2 separate regions of the Homo sapiens genome follow, and region 1 is linked to region 2. Evidence: chromatin loops called from intact Hi-C (ENCODE). Cell type or tissue: dorsolateral prefrontal cortex. All regions are shown on one strand. Each heading gives the region's core, and the rest is flanking DNA. Links, peaks and the distances in the headings are about the cores only.

Region 1 (2,913 bases), core at 306-2,805, 260 kb before region 2:
TCCAGTGGACGATGTCATGGGTCAACTTACCCACTTTGCTAGCAGATAGAAAAGAAGAAAAAAATTATACAGTTTGCACATACACACCCGCCTTCGGAATGAGTGTCTCGTCCAACCTCTACTGCCTTGTGGCTCAGGTTTCCCGCTTCATCCTCCATAAACTGTGCACACACTGTCACCTAATGGAACTATCTGCTTCCCTGTGTGTGGAAACGCCACTCATCTTCCAGGTTGCTCATTTACTTGTCATGTGAAACCAGTTGGCTGGGAATCTGAGAATGCTAAGTTTCGAAAACCCAGAGACTAACCCCAAAGCACACCCCCACACCCCCACTCCCTTTGTCCATTGAGAATGGCAAGTGTCACCTTCCATGCTTAAAATGCACCTGGACCAGGGAGAAAGTCAGGTGAAGATGTCCATCAACAAGCAGCACCCTGGGCTGCAGAATCTTGATAAGGGTAATGAAAAGAGGAGTAGAAGGCAAGGGAACGGCAATGTGTAAAGGGGAGTCTTGGGCCACTGGAGGCATCTGTGCCCCCCTCCTCTGCAAATGATAGTTATTTAAAATGACTTTATATGCTATTTTCTCCTGGGGTTTCAAATTCAGCTCCCATCTCCCAGCTTACAAATAAACTCCAGTTTTCAGTCAGTGATTCCCATTTTGATGGGATTCTGTAATCACTCCCACAGGTACACAATGCACCCTCTTATATACTGCATTGAAAACAAGACACGGTAGCCAGGTGTGGTAGCGCACAACTGTAGTCCCAGCTACTCAGGAGGCTGAGGTAGGAGGATCACTTGAACCTGGGAGGCGGAGGCTGCAGTGCACAGAGACTCTGCCACTGCACTCCAGCCTGGGTGACAGCAAAACCCTGTCTCAAAAAAAAGAACAAAGAAAACAACACATCGAGTACCACTGGAGCTTAAATACCCATCAGTGTGGGGAAAGGGAGAGAATTAAATTCAAGAACTGTTCACTGAGCACCTATTAGGTTGTCAGGCCAAGGTTAAACAGGGAATAAAACTTGGTCCTTTCCCCAAGGGGCGTCTCATCCAGGGGAAAAGATGACCTTGTAACCAGACAGTCACGATACAAAAGCACTCATGGTGTAGCAGCTGACTGAGAGGGAAGGTGATTAATGGCCCAGGTGAGTAAAGGTCTGGGAAGGCTTTGTGGAAGATATGAGGCCAAGAGCTGGATTTTGAAGGATGGAGAGCCTTTTGCCAATAGACAAGAAAGCACGAGCATGGCAGGCAGCCTCGGGGAGAGGGCACAGCTGGCACAGATGACTCAGCCTGGTGAGCTCAGTTCACTTTGGCTGAAGCATGAAGTTGGCCAAGAGGGAGAGGTGGAAGGAAAGAAGGCTGGAGCGGTCACTCGGGGGCAGCTCAGGGGCTGGTGAGCCAAGCCGAGTTGCCCGTGATGCCTCTTCCATATGAGCTCACTGCCAGTTTCATTTTATGAGCTCCTGCTAATGAGTCCTGTTTTGCAGTAGAGCAAATGGTGATGGGTGAGCTTCTCGGAGCCATTTCCTAGTCTAAGTAACGGACTGCTCTGCCTGGGGAAGAGAAGCCACGTTTGCTGGGTAAGGGGTGCTTGGTAAGGTGTAGCTGAAGACCACTGTGTAGAAAACAGGAGTCAATGCAGTTTGCTGCAGGACGGAGAACTGAGGGCCAAATGGTTCAACATTCACGTGGGTGCTTTCCAAGTCAAAGAGGACATCTGAGCAATCAGAGGATCGTTTGTTTCATTTGGTCTCTGGGCCACATCAAAATGCCCTGTCTTCTTTCTCCTCCGTCCCACAACAAGCCAGAAGTCTGAAACTAGCCCAGCATTGAAAACAACGCATGTTCGTGACCTCCTTGTGAAAACCGTAAATAGATTTGCGGGAACTACAACAATGATCACAAGAGAATTTCACCAATTACGAGCACCAAAGGAGTCCAAATCAATGAAGACAAAGGTAACTGCATAAACACATGTGCACATACATGAATAACACATGAGGTCCCTTTAAAATAGACTGATTGTACCTGAAAGTTACTAAACGCTGAGTTATTTGTGTGTTAAACAATACTGTGCACTTCCAAAAGGCTTCCGTTGGTGCTTGGTTGATGATCATGGGACCATATATTATCACCCAGCTATTCACCTTGTACGTCCTTGATAAGGAAAGGTCAACCCCAAGTAAAAGCCAACGCCACCACAACCAAAAAAAAAAAAAAAATTTTTTCCCCAATCTGAACAAATCGTTTAGTGTTAAAAATAAACAGAACTAGAAATTGTCTCTAATAAACTAATATTAGTCTCCCCAGAGGGTTAATTATGTCGCTCCGTATTTTAAGAAGAATGTAAATTGCCAGTTTCAACAGATGTTCTTTTAAAAGAATTGGTTATCTGGGAAATGATGGGTCTTTGTTAGAGCTTACCCCAGTGGAATATAAACATTAAAATCATCCGGCTATCTGTCAGACCCCTCCTCCTCCCACAACTGTTACCCATACCAGTGATACACCCTTTGCTTATCAGCAGCTTTAGTGACAAGTGTTCCAGCCGGAACTGTGGTCCCAGATTTCAGATGACATGTTAGGAGGGTTTCCAAACTCCCCTTGAGCCATCCCAGTGAACCCAGAACGGCATCTTGCCATCATGCCAGGGCCCAGCTCAGGCGCCCCACAGCCATTTCCATCCTCTTCTTTTACCCTGGAGAGCAAGACTATCAGGTCACAAAGAAATAGAGTTAGAAGGTTCTGGAAATAGAAGCCCTGTCCAAATTCAGTTTAAATGCTCAAACATGTAACATTTGTGTTACGTACATATTTGAAAGCTGCTAAGGGGAGAATGAAAACTGAAGTCTCACTGGGAAAGTGGTTAGAAAAAAAAAAGAGCTCACGAATGTCCCTGCTGT
Region 2 (2,913 bases), core at 238-2,737:
GCAAGAACACAGATTTTTTTTTTTTTTTTTTTTTTTGAGACGGAGTCTCACTCTGTCACCCAGGCTGGAGTGCAATGGCGTGATCTCGGCTCACTGCAACCTCCGCCTCCTGGGTTCAAGTGATTCTCCTGCCTCAGCCTCCTGAGTAGCTGGGATTACAGGCATGCACCACCACACCGGCTAACTTTTGTATTTTTAGTAGAGATAGGGTTTCACCATATTGATCAAGGTGGTCTTCAACTCCTGACCTCGTGATCCTCCCATCTCGGCCTCCCAAAGTGCTGGGATTACAGGTGTGAGCCACCGGGCCCAGCCGTAGGAACACAGATATTATCATCATGGGACAAGTCATCCATTCCCAGATTCCATGACCCTCTCTGGTGTCCACTGTGGATTTCAGCACATGTTTAACTATGAAACTCTAGTCACGCTTTTTGATATACAGGTTCATGGTTACTAGTGTCTTATCCTGCTTGAGCCAAGAATATGCACTAACACATTAGACAAACCTTGAATTAAAATGGGCAACCCACCATCCAAATGGGGAAAGATGATTACAGACAAGTTCGTACGAGTAAACTACTTGAAGGCAATTCCTGTGCTTAAAATGGCCACGTGAAAGGTGTCCCTGACATGGAAAGGACAAACCATGAAATGACCCTTGAAGCTCTTAATGTGTCTGTCAAAAAAGCAAAGCCAACTGTCAAACTGAAAAGCCAAAATCATCACAAAAACACCTATTCTTCAGAGGCCTCAAATCTCAAACTATCTCCCACCATCCTTTGTAAGTATGTATAAGGAGGCCAGGAAACTAGCATTTGCTGAGACTTTATTCTCAGCTTTGTATGCTTTGCATAAATGATGTCATAGAACACATTGACAGTGAGAAAACTAACGTATTAACATTTTAATTACCTTGCCCTATCACGAGATTAGAAAGATTCAGATATGAGACATCCAAAGTCTGTGATCTGAACACCAGAGTCAGAGGCTGGCAACCTATGGCCCACGGGCTGAATCTGGCCCACTGCCTGTTCCTATAAATAAAGTTTTATTGGAACACATCCGTCCATTTATATATTATCTGTGGCTGCTTTCCTGCTGTAACAGGAGAGTTGAGAAGTTGCAACAGAGACCATAAAGCCCACAAAGCTAAAAATATTGACTATCCAGCCCTTTAGAGAAAAAGGCCATGCCCAGGCTCCTGTGGGTACCTGCTATGCTACAGCCCCTCTGCTGGGGGAAACCAGCCCACTCACAGGTTCCCAGTGAGGCAGGATCTCTGGGCAGTTCCTTAGTAATTGGTGGCTCTGTGACTTCCTTCCCCCAATCACCTTGACCATCTAGTCTGGACAATATGAGCGCCCATGACGTGAGGACAGCCTTGTAAACAGGGTGGCCTGGCTGGAAAGCCTTGTCCAAAAGGCACAACAGTGACTACACTGAACCCATCCCATGCATCCTTTTGAGAGTTAGAAGGAGGCAATTGCAAGCCGGCTGCAAAAGACAAAAGACACCAGAGACTTAGAAACCAGTGAAGCCACGCTGAAGATGCAGACAGAGAGCTAGAGACAAGGTCAGGGGCCTCTGTTGCACTCCAGACCCGGTCCGGAGGCTTTTCCATGCTTAGGGGCAAGGATTGTCAGGGTTCTGCTGTCCCTTTCTTTAACCTCCTTTATGATTCCCCAAGAGCATCCTGAGTGCACCTCCACTCCCTGCCACCAGGGGTCAGATGAGCCGGCCTGGCAGGCTTGTTTCCCTCCACCAGACAACAGCAAGGACCAAGATTGGCAAAGTGACACATCCTCTCCAAAAGAAGAACATGCAGAACAAATCAAAGAACACAAACCACGACTGACAAACACAGCCACACTCGATTTTAAAGTACTGAGCTGTTTGAAGAAAGGAAGCATGGCAAGGCCCCTTCCTACTAATAACAGTAACAACAATAATACTAAATATTTTATAATAATTTTAAATTCTTAATTATTTATGATATTTCCCTCCATTAACATCACGAACATCATTACGTGTGTGTGTGTATTTTTCTCATTTTAAAACCAGCAGATGAGAGTAAAGGATTTCTTTTTCCTCTCCCCCACCTCTTTACAGGACCTACTGTTAAGTTTTCAAGACCACCCAGAAAGAAATTTGAAGTTGGGTTTATATCCTTAATCCCTCAGTTAGAAAAAAAAGAAAAGTGAAGAAACTGCATCTCCAAGATCCTGCTATATCAACTTCAGTTTTTTGAAGTTAAATTTGATTTTTAAATCCCTTGGCTGATGAGACCTGTGTGGGTTTTTTTTTGTTGTTTTTTTGTTTTGTTTTGTTTTGTTTTATCATTGTACCTCTATTTTAAAAATAGAGACTTGTGGTTCTTTTTCCAAAAGCAGTCCAACAGAAAGTGAATGGTGGTCAATGCATAATAAAATGAGAGTTACCTTTTGACTTGGAAGAATTATTAGCATTTTGATTTGATGGGTTCTTAGCTCTTCAAATTCAAAAATACCTTATTCAAGTCTAGGAGTTTTCCAAATACTTCGGTTCTAAAGATTACCCTTTTTCGATGCTTTGAAAACTAAAAGGGCATATCAGAATAGAAATCTGGCTGTTGAATAACTTGTAAGCTCTGCAGAGACGTACAAAAACATGGCCACTTTAGCCAGCGGTATGGCGAAAGTCTGGGGCCCACACTACACACACACATATGAACTTCTCATGACCCTCAAGTATATTCATATGATATATCACAAATACCATAAAGCAGCATTGTAATAACAGGGAGGAATTGATTTTAAAAGGCCTACATCAAAATGAATAGTCATAAAAGTATAATAACCTAGACTGGAAAATTTAGGGATTAGAGCATTTTGAACATTATACCTCAAATTTATAAAGGCTGTATATTAACAT

What was found. Peaks named below come from ENCODE experiments on the same cell type or tissue, not always from the same donor. Only the 100,000 strongest peaks of a DNase experiment are listed, where the experiment ranks them.
Region 1: it touches region 2 in a loop (4-fold over the local background); 5 of 110 quality-filtered maps call a loop at or near these places.

Annotation. Positions count from the first base shown.
Region 1 is chr16:78,489,453-78,492,365 of GRCh38, reverse strand. All of the region lies in intron 8 of WWOX (WW domain containing oxidoreductase), which reads right to left. WWOX-AS2 (WWOX antisense RNA 2) reads left to right here. Exons shown (of 2, transcript XR_007065129.1): 2 at 1-2,913. Among named protein-coding and RNA genes, the nearest start is that of WWOX-AS2, 9.1 kb to the left of the region's middle. In dorsolateral prefrontal cortex, for the core only: no CTCF peak of the experiment used is centred there; a DNase peak (open chromatin) is centred at 1,295; H3K4me3 peaks cover 1,160 bases; H3K27ac peaks cover 1,568 bases.
Region 2 is chr16:78,234,197-78,237,109 of GRCh38, reverse strand. The region is part of intron 5 of WWOX (WW domain containing oxidoreductase); the gene reads right to left. It overlaps WWOX-AS1 (WWOX antisense RNA 1), which reads left to right. Exons shown (of 4, transcript NR_184272.1): 4 at 2,113-2,448. Among named protein-coding and RNA genes, the nearest start is that of WWOX-AS1, 6.1 kb to the left of the region's middle. In dorsolateral prefrontal cortex, for the core only: CTCF peaks have their summits at 1,517 and 1,723 (motif pointing right); a DNase peak (open chromatin) is centred at 1,729.